Regions from separate parts of the Homo sapiens genome. Here region 2 is linked to region 1. The links are chromatin contacts, found by Hi-C or POLR2A ChIA-PET in ENCODE. All regions are on one chromosome and are shown on one strand. Each heading gives the region's core, a stretch centred on a gene start or an enhancer-like site at or near the end of the contact. The rest is flanking DNA. Distances are from core to core; before and after follow the strand shown.

Region 1 (6,056 bases), core at 1,975-4,474:
ATGATTAAATTTGAAGTTCTAAAAAATGCAGTTTGGTCCAAAGCTGTGTCCAATTGGGAAGAGAGAAAAATGCCCTGGAAACCCCTCCCAGGCCTGGGACCATCCTTCCTTAACCACCAGCCACCTCACAGGCCCGCGGACTGCGGGCATCACCTGGGCAGGCTGTGCTTACTCACTACCCGGGAACCCTGTGCCCTGGAGCTGTCCTTCCTCTCTTCAAAGTGCATTTTGTGCCTTTGCTGGAAGAACCGACTACAGGTTTGTTCAATTTCTTACAGTCTTGAAAGCGCCACAAGCAGCAGCTGCTGAGCCATGGCTGAAGGGGAAATCACCACCTTCACAGCCCTGACCGAGAAGTTTAATCTGCCTCCAGGGAATTACAAGAAGCCCAAACTCCTCTACTGTAGCAACGGGGGCCACTTCCTGAGGATCCTTCCGGATGGCACAGTGGATGGGACAAGGGACAGGAGCGACCAGCACAGTAAGCCCATCTCTATGGCACCCCCCTTCCCTTTCTGACATCTTCTGTAGTCAAGGTGGGAGGAAGGTGCACATTTAAGTACAGGTACTTGCTTCTCCAAGGTTCTATTCAGGCATGACACATTCAGAGGTGGAGTCACATAAATGCGTAAAATGTCTGGGTTTAGAAAATAGGGACTTGTGGGGGCCACCACTTACCCAAACGTGTCCTATTTCAAGTTTTTTAAAGCACTCTCTGCTGACCCAACAGAACGGGCTGCCGGTGCTCAATTGCTGTATGTTTTCCCAGGTTTCTGTAACTAGTGAAAGATCTGGCCCCGAAGGCTAGTCAGGGGCCTGCACGCTTCATGATGGGATGAACCAGACAGGCATGGTGGTAAATCCTGCACAGAGATGTGGGCTCCGTTTCAAGTCAACTGACTCTCCTGGTTATGTTTCCACTGGGCTTGATTTGTGAAATCCCAGTTCATAATCGTAGTCTTACACATCATAAATTATGCAGCTTTCCCTCTGCGTATCACGCAGATGTGGCTGTGGTAACCAGCAGTGGTAAAGTCATTCTCCAGACCTTATAGAAACTGGAGAGTAGGAGCGACTAGCGCCAAATGCTGAATATCTCTTCCAGGACTTCCTGGCAGCCCGGTTCTCAGAGGTGTTGACAAATGAAGGTATGACTCTAGAGAAAAGAATCTTCTTGACTATCTAAGTATAAAAAAATCTCTTCCTTCTGCTTTGGTACTTCTGGCATTGGTGTGTATGTTTGATATTAGGTGTCCAGGTCCTATCGTGATGTTATCTGAGATTCCCTGAGTCCCACTGCAGCATCAGAGGTTACAAAGAAGCCTAAAGTCAGATCCAGTCCCTGCTTAGAGGGTCAGCAATCTCAAGAGTCAAACTTGCCACAAATCAAGAGAAGGAAAATCAGGAGACATAGAAGAAGACAGGCAGGAAGGAAGTTTCTGTAGGACTGGCTTCAAAATGCAATGCAAAACACTCACTTTGACATGATGGTTTATACATCAGGTGGTCTTAATTATTCATGGACCATGCACCAGAGGTTGCAGGCTCTAAGAACAAATGACCACTTCGCTGGTGCTCACGCTGTACCCTCAGATGCACAGGTAATGGGGATGGATGCTGGCGTTTACACGAGGTGACGTTGTTCCTTCCTCCCCACCCACTGCACAGACCCTGGAGATGAGGAGCAGGAAGGCTGAGGCTGGGGCTTGCAGCTGCAGAATTAGCTCTTTTGGGCTTTGTTTTGATGGCTTATCTTCAAATGGGCTTGCTGAATGTCTTATACTCAGTGAAAAACAGGTGTCAGAATGAGGCAAAAAAAAAAGACTCTAGTTTGTTAAATAGCATACATAAGCAATATTCACTGCAAATTAGCAAACTTAGATTGTAGTCCATTGTGTCAGGCATGATACACAACTCACGTGATCTGCCCCACACAACACGAACAAGCTTTAATTCCTCTGGGTTTTAAGTGTTCCTAATACGTCTTAACCAATTTTCTGAAAAAGTAGGGAATGCTCTCCGGTCCTCAGAACCCAAGAGGAAAGACAAACTTCATGATATGTTCCTTGGGGTTAAGCTAGCTCTTCTGGAAACCTTGACTTCTGGAGTAAAAAAAGGCTCCAATACTGGAATTTCTGTAGCAATGGAAAATGGCTTAACTGTTGCCATTCCATCATTAGCACAACAGACTGCACTCTGGGTGTGTAACACTGGCACAACTTCTGGAGTCCACAGTGGATTTGGCCGCCTGACTTAAGATGTCAGGAGCCCCTAGAAAGCAGCACAACGTAGCCCTGGGAGTGCAGGTGAGGATTTCTGCATTCAAGGAATGCCAGATTATTTTCCAAGTGAACTTGGGCAACTGCACCTTTCACCCTCACTTTTCTCATTTGTACAAAAAGAATACTAATATTCCTTGCCTCACAGGTTTCTTGGGAGGGTTAAATGAGATAATATAGTGAGAGTTCTTGGCACAGTGGCTGGCACAGAGGAACAGCACAGCACGTGTTGGTTCATATTGCAGTTATCATCATCAAGCTTTCCATATAATCAGCCTAGCATATGGTAACACAGGGTCGTATTGAAGGACCTTCCAGACTCCTCTTTTTAACAGTACTGCCACCCAGGAAAGTCAAGGGGCTAGATGCAGGCTTAGATTCAGCATCTCTCTGCCAACACTCGGAGTTGTTGTGTGGGCCTATTATTTGCTTACTCTGGAACTAAGAACAAGGACCAAGAGGACAGAGATCAGAGTAAGTGGGGTGGGTGGCCAGAAGCCCATCCGTGTACCTGTCAGTACTGGAACTGGATATTCCACTGAAGAGTCAGCAGGCTCGAGTTCAAGCCTACTCTGCCCCTTTCTACCTGGAGCAGCCCTGGACAATTAACGTTCTTGCCATTATGCATTCTTTCTGTTTGCAAACTCTGCGAAAGAAGCTTCAAGCCCCCCAGCCCTGGGACGCTTCCAGTCCTTTCCTGACTAGAAATTGAAGTGTCTCTAGTGTTCCCAGATAATTTTCAGGAAAATCATTTAGTCTCGCTGAGACTCAGTTTCCTCACCTGTGGAATGGGAATGGCAGCATTGCCCAGTGTGCCTCACAAGGGCGAAACTTCTATTTACTAGGGTTCTGCAGGTGAGAGGAGTCCTGGGCACGGATGTACTCCCTGAATGTGGTTCTGTTGCCCTCTTCTGCCCAGTGGTGGTACTGCCAGAGCCCTTCTGAGTTTCAAGGGTTATTCAGAAACAGAATTGCCTCGGCCAGGCATGAGACGGATGCTCCCTGACTAAATGTGATCCACACGGCCTGGCAAGGAGATATTTTTGATTCCTTGATCACTAGTTTGAGCATAATTAGAGACTGAAGTGACAGAGTCACACGTTAAGACTTCCTTCAGAAAGAGCGTTTCTAAAAGCCAATCGAAAAATTTAAACAAATCACACAAGATAGAACCGTATGCCTTTGAGCTCTACAAGGCAGAAATAACTCCTTTCACGGCTTCTCTTTGTCCCCAAGTCATTGATCATTCCTGGGCAAATGTATCTTCTTCCTACCTCTAGGAGAATGAGTTTCCAAGTACCTAACCTTCCTTATAGTGGTATAACCCTAGGGCAGATGCTTGTGTGTGGGCTGTTCTAATAGAGACCTGAGTAAAATGTCTCTACTGGTGGACTTCTAGCCTGCAGAGAAGGTGGTTTTGGTTTGTCCCATTTCCATTCCTTAGATCGCTGCTGCAGGCAATTACCAATATGGACTGTGAACATTGGTTACGCTGCCATGCTAGGAAGGCCAGGCAGAATCAGCCAGGGAGTGCTGCATAGATTCCAGGGCTGATGGGCACAGTTTGTGAGAAGGTTCATGTTGTCCCCTAAGCTTCAGCTCAGGGGGACACATAAGTGGTGTCACCATGAGAGGGGGAGGTCCTGGAAGAAGATCAGGTCCAGGGGAAGATGGCCAGTTCCATTTTGGACACAAGCATTGAGGAGTGTCTCACGTACCATGCAGCTGTCCTCAGGGTTATAATTCTCCATTTATTTGTGCGATTATTTAATGGTTTTCCCTCCTACTGGACTCCTAGAGGACAAGGACTTTGTCTCTCATTGCTCAACACTACAAATTTTGTGTCTAGCACATTGCCTGCCACTTGGTAAAATGTCCAGTAAACATTAATTTGATAAGTGACTGAATTGTATTGGTGGCAGCTAAATTCAAAGTCAACAATATATTCAATAAACATCTATGAGCCCTGATATGTGCTAGGCATTATGCTGAACTCCTTCACTTCTACCTAACCACAACCTTGAGAAGTTACTAATTATTATCACTCTAAGAACACTGCAGTTGACAGGCGTGACCAGCTCCTAACTGGGAGGGCTTGGCACCAACCACATCTTCTGCTTCCAGGATTAAGGCTCCTTCTGTATCCCACAACCATCCGACACCAACATCATGACAGTGGTTCCGCCCCACAAACTGATTCAATAAACACATCTGTGTTATGGATCAGATGGGTGTAGGTCGGGTCCCAACACTGCTGTTCACCAGTTGTATCATCCTGGGACAGTTACTTCTCAATGTGCCTCAGTTTCCTTGTTTTAAAAACAAGAATGACAACAGCACCCACTCATAGGAACGTAGGAGTTTTAATGTGATAATGTTTGTAAGAGTGTTTAGCACACTGCTAGGCACATAAGTGCTCAAAAAAAATGGTATTGATCATCATTCTTCCGGGATTCCTGAGCCTTCCTCACCTAACCAGCTGACCTTTCAAGTCTGTTAGATTAAGTGAATGCTATGCTTGCTCGCAGAACTGAGGGTGACTCTTTGTCCCAGCTTCTCTGGGACTATCTGGGTTGAAGCCCCTGAGGCCTGACACAGAGGCATAATGTGCCCAGACACAGGTGCAGCAAGCCCCGCCCCATCTCACTCCTCTGGCAGGGCAAGTCTGCTCTGTGATTGACTCTGATCTTTCTGGGGAGTTTCCTCTCAGGTGAAGGGGGACCATGACTTATCCCTCAATGGGATTAATAACTGCAACAATAATTAGAGAATAATTTCCTCACAAGCATTCCAAACCTTCAGCTGCCTGCCACACCCACAACTCCTCAGCTCCCCAAGCACGCAAGAGACTACGTGGGGAGCAGAATTACCGGCACCACTCACTGCACAAATGGAAATGTTCTTAAGCAAAGTGCGTGCCAATCAAATATTTATAAATCAAGCCACATCCTAAAGGCGCTAGCAGAGTTCACTGGTCAAAACAATCCTACCTTGCAGCCCTTTCTAAAGGGCAGATTCCTCTTCATGAAATGCCTCCTGCCCTGTTGCTTTAGGGGAGTCCAGACTTCTATTTTCTGGTTGGGATCACTCAGCACCTAGCAGTTAAGGCACTTTATTCCCCACCAACATAGACCCGAAGTCAAAACAGTTTTTCAAATGACCACGATGGGGAGAGCTGGACCCCACTGCCAGAAGTCAGAGAGAAGGGGAGGTCTCCAGGCAGGAATGTACTCCGCGACAGGGTTCTCTCACCTCGGTCATATGTGATGGGAAGGACTCCTTGCCCTCCTCCCCACAACCCTCATCTGATTACATAGAGGATTTTTATACATAAACTTTAAAATACACACACACACACACACATAATATATCACATATACTATATATATATGATATATATGTGTATATATACTATATATATATGATATATATGTGTGTGTGTATATATATATGTCATTCAGTCTCTGGACTGTATCAAAATTTTCCAGACAACTTTTTCAGACCTTAAAGAAGCAGACACCTTTTAAGATAAGGTTTTTTTTTTCATATATATTTACATATATGTGTGTGTGTGTGTATATATATATATATATATATATATATATATATATATATATAGATGTGTATATATATTTATATATATGTATATGCATATATATATATTTTTTACCACTGGAATTATTTTCCCCCAAATTCGATTTTTCCCCTTCTCTGTCTTTCTCTAATGTTTTACCAATCCCGGCTTGTGGCTACATTTTAATTATAAATGTCACTGAC
Region 2 (6,056 bases), core at 2,143-4,642, 140 kb before region 1:
GTTCTTCTCAAGCTCTAGTGAATTGAATTGTAACCATTATTGATTCAACCAATATTTACTTGAGCATCTATTACATGCCAGGCACCGTGCTAGATAATGTGTTCACAGAAGTAGATAAGACAGACATGATCCCTGCTTCATTCAGATTAGAATCTAGTGAGGGTGGAGAAAAAGCAGCAAATATGTAAATAAATAAACGAGCAAAATTTCTGACAGTTAGACATGCTATCAAGAAAATACAAGGAGAGGCCGGGCACAGTGCCTCATGCCTGTAATCCCAGCACTTTGGGAGGCTGAGGCGGGTGGATGACCTGAGGTCAGGAGTTCAAGACCAGCCTGGCCAACATGGTGAAACCCCATCTCTACTAAAAATACAAAAATTAGCCAGGCATAATGGCAGGTGCCTGTAATCCCAGCTAGTCAGGAGGCTGAGGCAGGAGAATCACTTGAACCCGGGAGGCGGAGGTTGCAGTGAGCTGTGATTGTGTCTCTGCACTCCAGCCTGGAAAACAGGGTGAGACTCTGTCTCAAAAAAAAGGAAAAGAAAAGAAAATACAAGGAGATAATGTGTTTCAGAGTAAGCGTACTATTTTAGATAGAGTGATCAGAGAAGACTATCCTGAAGCGGTAATATTTGAGATAAAACCCAATGAAGAGAATGTACAAACCACATGGAGACCCACCCAGAACAGCATTCCAGGAGGCAGCACATGCAAAGTCCTGAGCCTGAAGCTGGCTTGATATATTAGAGTAGGGGTTGGTAAAATACAGCCCAAGAAATAACAGAGGGACCTGGCCTGCATTTTTTTTTTTTTTTGGACAGCCCACAGCTAAGAATGATTTTTACATTTCTAAATGGATGAAAAACAAAACAATTTGTGACATGTGAAAATTACGTGAAATTCAAATTTCAGTGACCATAAAGAAAATTTTTATTGGAACGTAACCATACTCATTCATTTATTTATTTTCCATGGCTGTTTTTCATGCCTCATTGGCAGAGTTGAGTGGTTTCAAAAGAGACCAAGTGGCCTGTAAAGCCTGAAATATTTACTATGTAGCCCTTTGCAGAAAAAGTGTACAGACTTCTGTTTTAGGGGAACAGGAAGAAATATCTTCCCAAGCTTGAGAGAACCTTGAGTTCCTTGAATTCCTCAGGAATTCTTGAATTCTTTAGCCTATAAATAACAGAAAATCAGTGTCCAATTGACTTAAATAATGTGAAGCATTAAAATAGCCATAAAGTGATAATTTTCCCATCAAGAGGTAAACTATGTCCTCTCCCCTTGCATCTCAATGGAATTTGTGACTGCTCTGACCCACAGAATATGACAGACGTGATGCTGTGCCAGTCCAGGCTCTGGCCTTAAGAGACTGAAGGCTTCTACTTCCTGTCTCTTGGAATACTCTCTCTGGAAGCCCTTCACCCTGGGGAAGAAGTCTGAGTACCTTGAGATGGCCATGTTGAAGAGGTCATGTATGTGTGTTCTGGTTAAATGTCCCAGCTGAGCCTGCACTTCCAGCCAGCATTGCCAAGGTGCCAAATATGTGGACTCTAAAGACCAGTCCATCAGCCAGCTGAATATCACTAAGGGACCTCAGTCAATGGTACATGGAATAGAAGAATTACCTAAGTAAGTCCTTCCTGGCTTCCTGGCCTACAAAATTATGAAATTTAATAACATGGATGCTATTTTAAGCCACTCCATGTTGTGGTAACTGTTTTATAGCAATAGACAACTAGAAGAAACAATACAGAAACCCTATTATCTCACATAATAAGAAGCTCAGGGTACAGCAAGGGCCATCTAGAATACTGCTTTTATTTATGCATATTGCTACCGCTTTTATGCAATTTCCTTGGCGCTACTTTTCGCTTTGGTTGGTTTAATTGTTAGACCGATAGCAAGATGACTTTAGCAGTCCTGGGAGTCAGATTCAAACCTGACAACGTCCAGAGAGAGAAGACTATTTTTAAGAAAAAGAAAATGTAGGCTAATCAGGATCTACCTTGGAATTGGGAATTGGGTCACCTCCCCTGAGTCACTGGGGAAGGGATGGACACCTGATCATAATTAAGTTCTATTAGAAAGGAAGTAGGTGAGCGGATATTGGGTCAACAATGCACTTGTCCAAAGTATCTTTCTTCCTTCCATCATTCATTCATTCATCTATTCATTCATCCAGAATAGTTTAGGTTTAATCATATGAATATGCTTTTTTGTAAATCAAAAGTAGTCAAATAACCATAATTTGAAAAGGTTAAGCAACGTTTATCAAGCCTGTATGACAGTGGGAGGCATGGAGCTAGATGTTAGGACTATTAACACCTAAATTAATAGCAATTAAAGGTGCTAAGTTCAAGAAAGGGAAAGAACAGGACCAGCTATATAATCTGCAGAACCCAGTGAAAAATGAAAATGGAGGACCCCTGGTTCAAAAAGTATTAAGAACTTCAGGATGGTGACAGCAGAGCATTAAACCAAGCATGGAGTCCTTCTAAGTGCAGAATGACTGTACATATTGCATGTCCATGAATCTGGCTCTGGGAAAGACCAGATGACCACAGAAAGAACAGCAAGGACCCTAGTTTAGATTGAGCTGGGGGAAGAGGGTGTTAGGAAGGCCTCTCTGAGGAGGTAATATTTAAACAAGGACCTGAAGGGTGGATAGGAGTACCCAGGTAAAGAGTTGAGGAATGCAGCTTCCTAGAAGAAGAATAGCACTCTCCCATCTTCTCCATCCTCCAGGTTGGTTAAGAGACTTAGCATTAGCCTGTCTTCATCAGCTGTGAGGAAACAAGATAAAGGTAACAGATCTTTTCCTGTTTGTGCCAGCTCAGGCCTATTTCCCAACCCTTTTTTGTATTCTAGATCTTGGCACTTGGGTACACTACCCGTATAATCTGATCCTCCCCCTTTAATACTGTAGATAGTCAGGACTACCCAAGAGGGGTCCCAGCCTTGCTCCTTGCTCAATGCTTAATATGCTCAATGCTTAGTATGCTCAACGGTAGATGCTTTCTAGGAAACAGCCTAACCTGCCTGATCCACTTGGTGCAGGCTTGTCACAAATAGGGAAAGACCTCTCCCTGTCCTCACATTCCCTCAAACCTCAAACCATGAAATCAGCTAACACAAATTGGACCTCAAAAAATGTTGTCAACAAACCCAAACCTTTCCCCTAAAATTACTAAATTCATCCATTTTGCATTGCTATAAAGGAATACCCAAGACTGGGTACTTTATAAAGAAAAGTATATTTGGCTCATGGTTCTGCAGGCTGTACAAAAAGCATGGCACCAGCATTTGTTTCTGGTCAGGACTTTAGGAAGCTTTTACTCATGGAGGAAGGTGAAAGGAGAGAAGATGAGTCATATGGTGAGAGAGGAAGCAGGCGAGATGGAGGAGAGGCGCCAGGCTTTTTAAACAACCAGCTCTCGCATGAACTAATAGAGTAAGAACTCACTCATTATGGCAAGGAGGGCACCAAGCCATTCATGAGAGATTTGCCTCTGTGACCCAAACACTTCCCACTAGGCCCTACTTCCAACATTGGGGGATCACATTTCAACATGAGATTTGGTGGGGACAAATATTCAAACTGTATCATACCTTATCCCATTTTTATTTCTGCAATGTTCTTTTCCTATATCAGATCCTATGGAAATTTGATGATGTAGTGGGCCTCCAAGTTGGTTGTAAGCAGAATCACACAAGAAGCTTATTAAAAATACAGATGCCCCAGCCCTATGCCAAACCTAGCTTCTCTATTTTTAGCAAGCTCCACAGGTAATTCTGATGCACTGCCAAGTCTCTGAACCACTGCTTTAGCCAACTGGATGGAATAAGGGAAATTCCCATTTGGCTGGTAGGAGTCAGAACATTTCCTTTCTGCCACTACCTGTGGCTCCTGGGCAAACTACTTTAATTCAGTTCCTCAGTTGTCCCTTTAAGTAAAGTGATGATTCCTCCATGATATCTCTGCCCTAGAAGCTTGCGTAGTATGAAAGTATTGATATCTTCCCATGATCTAGTCCCACTTTGGGTGGCCAAGCCTCAGTTTCCTCAAGGAACTACCTGCCCCTCACTGACTGGAGGAAGGCTTTGTAGGACTGTCAATCAAGGTGCTCTGCTGCCCTCTGGCTGCCCCCTGGGCCCAAGACCCAAGTTTGGCCAACCAGATTTTCTCTCCCAGGAAATTAAATACTGAGAGAGCTGAAGCAGAGACAAAATAAATGAAGTTGATTCATCTGGTACGGGTGACCCCAAAAATCTGTTAGTTTCTGCTTCCTAAGCTGTTGCCCTGGTTCTTGTGCTCTCAGAAACCTGGTTTTTCAGCCTTTCCCTCAGATCTGTAAGCAACCCTGATAGCCTTGGAATAAATTGTTTCTTTTGCCTAAGTGAGCCAGAGTTAGTTCTGTTGCTTGCCACCAAAGAATTCTAACTGATTCTCACAATCAAGATCTTTGATAGAGTGTTGTATATAATAATGATGTCATAGCTTCCATTCTTATAAAGCCATTGTGAATGATTCTCTTGTAGCTAAAGTGACCGTTCTATAGAAGGTCAAAAGTTTGTTTTAATAATGACATCTTTGTTCCAGTAATTCCAGACAGTGAAAATTTCTCAATAGTGTAAGAGGTTATTCACTGTCCTGCTGAAATATCTTAAGTGGAAACAGGCCTTGGGTAAATACTCTTCCTCTAAACAAAGCTTATTGTTCTGGACCCAGGGAAGGAAAGGACAAGAGAAAAAAGAAAAAGGAAAAAAGTTTGGGCTCAGTTTAAACCAGCTCCCATTCAGCTATATCTGCCCTTTACATACAAATTTAATAAAAAGTTGACTCTTTATGTATTTTTTTAAAGGCTGGAAATTGCATCCGAATACACATTTTAAGGGGTGACTTGCAGAGAAAATAGCTTCAGTGATTGAACCCTTTTCTCTCATCAGCCTATATTTTATTTCTACCCCCATCTCATTGTTACAGTTTTTACTCTTTCTTATTGTTACTGACATCCTCACTATTTCTCACCTTTATTGGCTGTGTTAACAGTTATGAGCACTTGCTGTGAACCAGGCACGATGATAGATGTTTGACACGTATTACCTCATTTAATCCTTACAGTGCCCTTCAAAGCCAGTATTATTATTCCCATTTTACAGAGGGGAAACTTGAAGCTCAGTGAGGTTAAGTAATAGGGCTAATGTGCAACATGACCAATCACTTACCTGTGTGTCCCTATCTGTCCCCAAGTCTTCCTTACACTGTGACCCATTGCCTTAAATTGAAAGTACCTGCTTAGTCCAAGGCATCACTGGAAAGAATATTAAATGTGGCATTGTAGCTCAAAAAAAAAAAGACAACTGAACTCATTGCCCATGTCATGTTCTATATTCCTGACTAGACTATAAGCTCCTTAAGGGCAAACACTATGTTCTGTCTACCACAATATTACCAGCACATGCCTAGCACAGAGGAGGTTCTCAAAAAATGCTTATAGAATCAGTGAATATCCTATAGGGTCCTCAGAATAAGGGACCATCACAAGGTTAGGAGAAAATGTCAAGAAATCCCTTTCTGGGAAACAGAAATTCCAGGTTACCCCTAGTGAATTCAACCAACTTTGAAGTTTGGCCAAGCCTTTAAATAGCATTGCATGATTTCAAATTTGGAATCCTGGGCAGCAATTTCCCTTCCTGAAGAGCTGTTGCATGTTCTATGCATAGTCATGCTTTGGCTTGAGTTTATGAGGAACAGAAGTTTCAAAAAATCTGACTGAGAAGTATAAGCTAAAAGGCTCAAGTACCAGTTATACTTTTCCCAGGGCCAGTAAGCTCTCAAAGAGCTCAAATCCAGGGATCAAGCTCTCCATCAAGGACTTGGAACATAATGTTATTTTATCACTTTCAGAAATAATAACTAGAGATAATTTCTGGTTGACATAAGACTCACAACTTATCCTTGAGTGAACTCTTTTCGTGTCTCAGTTCCTCGAATGGAAAACAGTCAAATAAGCACATATACAGTCAAAATCTTCCTCCAAATCTGTGAGG

The links. Hi-C counts contacts between places; a loop is a spot of excess contacts on that map. ChIA-PET counts read pairs that join two places held with the same protein, here RNA polymerase II (POLR2A). Pooled maps may share reads with other maps.
Region 2: a loop to region 1 is called in a pooled map, with 2.2 times the contacts of the local background. The contact joins two enhancer-like sites. A Hi-C loop is called at or near these places in 1 of 50 pooled maps. POLR2A ChIA-PET finds 5 or more read pairs at or near these places in 3 of 52 experiments (BJ, PC-9 and activated CD4-positive, alpha-beta T cell).

The regions. Positions count from the first base shown.
Region 1 is chr5:142,608,384-142,614,439 of GRCh38, reverse strand. It overlaps FGF1 (fibroblast growth factor 1), which reads left to right. Exons shown (of 4, transcript NM_000800.5): 2 at 279-481. The coding sequence starts at 313. Among named protein-coding and RNA genes, the nearest start is that of FGF1, 75 kb to the left of the region's middle. Within about 2 kb of position 3,224, at least 2 of the 41 ENCODE cell types and tissues checked have a DNase peak (open chromatin) inside an H3K27ac peak, as active enhancers do.
Region 2 is chr5:142,746,852-142,752,907 of GRCh38, reverse strand. The region is part of intron 1 of LINC01844 (long intergenic non-protein coding RNA 1844); the gene reads right to left. Among named protein-coding and RNA genes, the nearest start is that of LINC01844, 4.3 kb to the right of the region's middle. Within about 2 kb of position 3,392, at least 3 of the 41 ENCODE cell types and tissues checked have a DNase peak (open chromatin) inside an H3K27ac peak, as active enhancers do.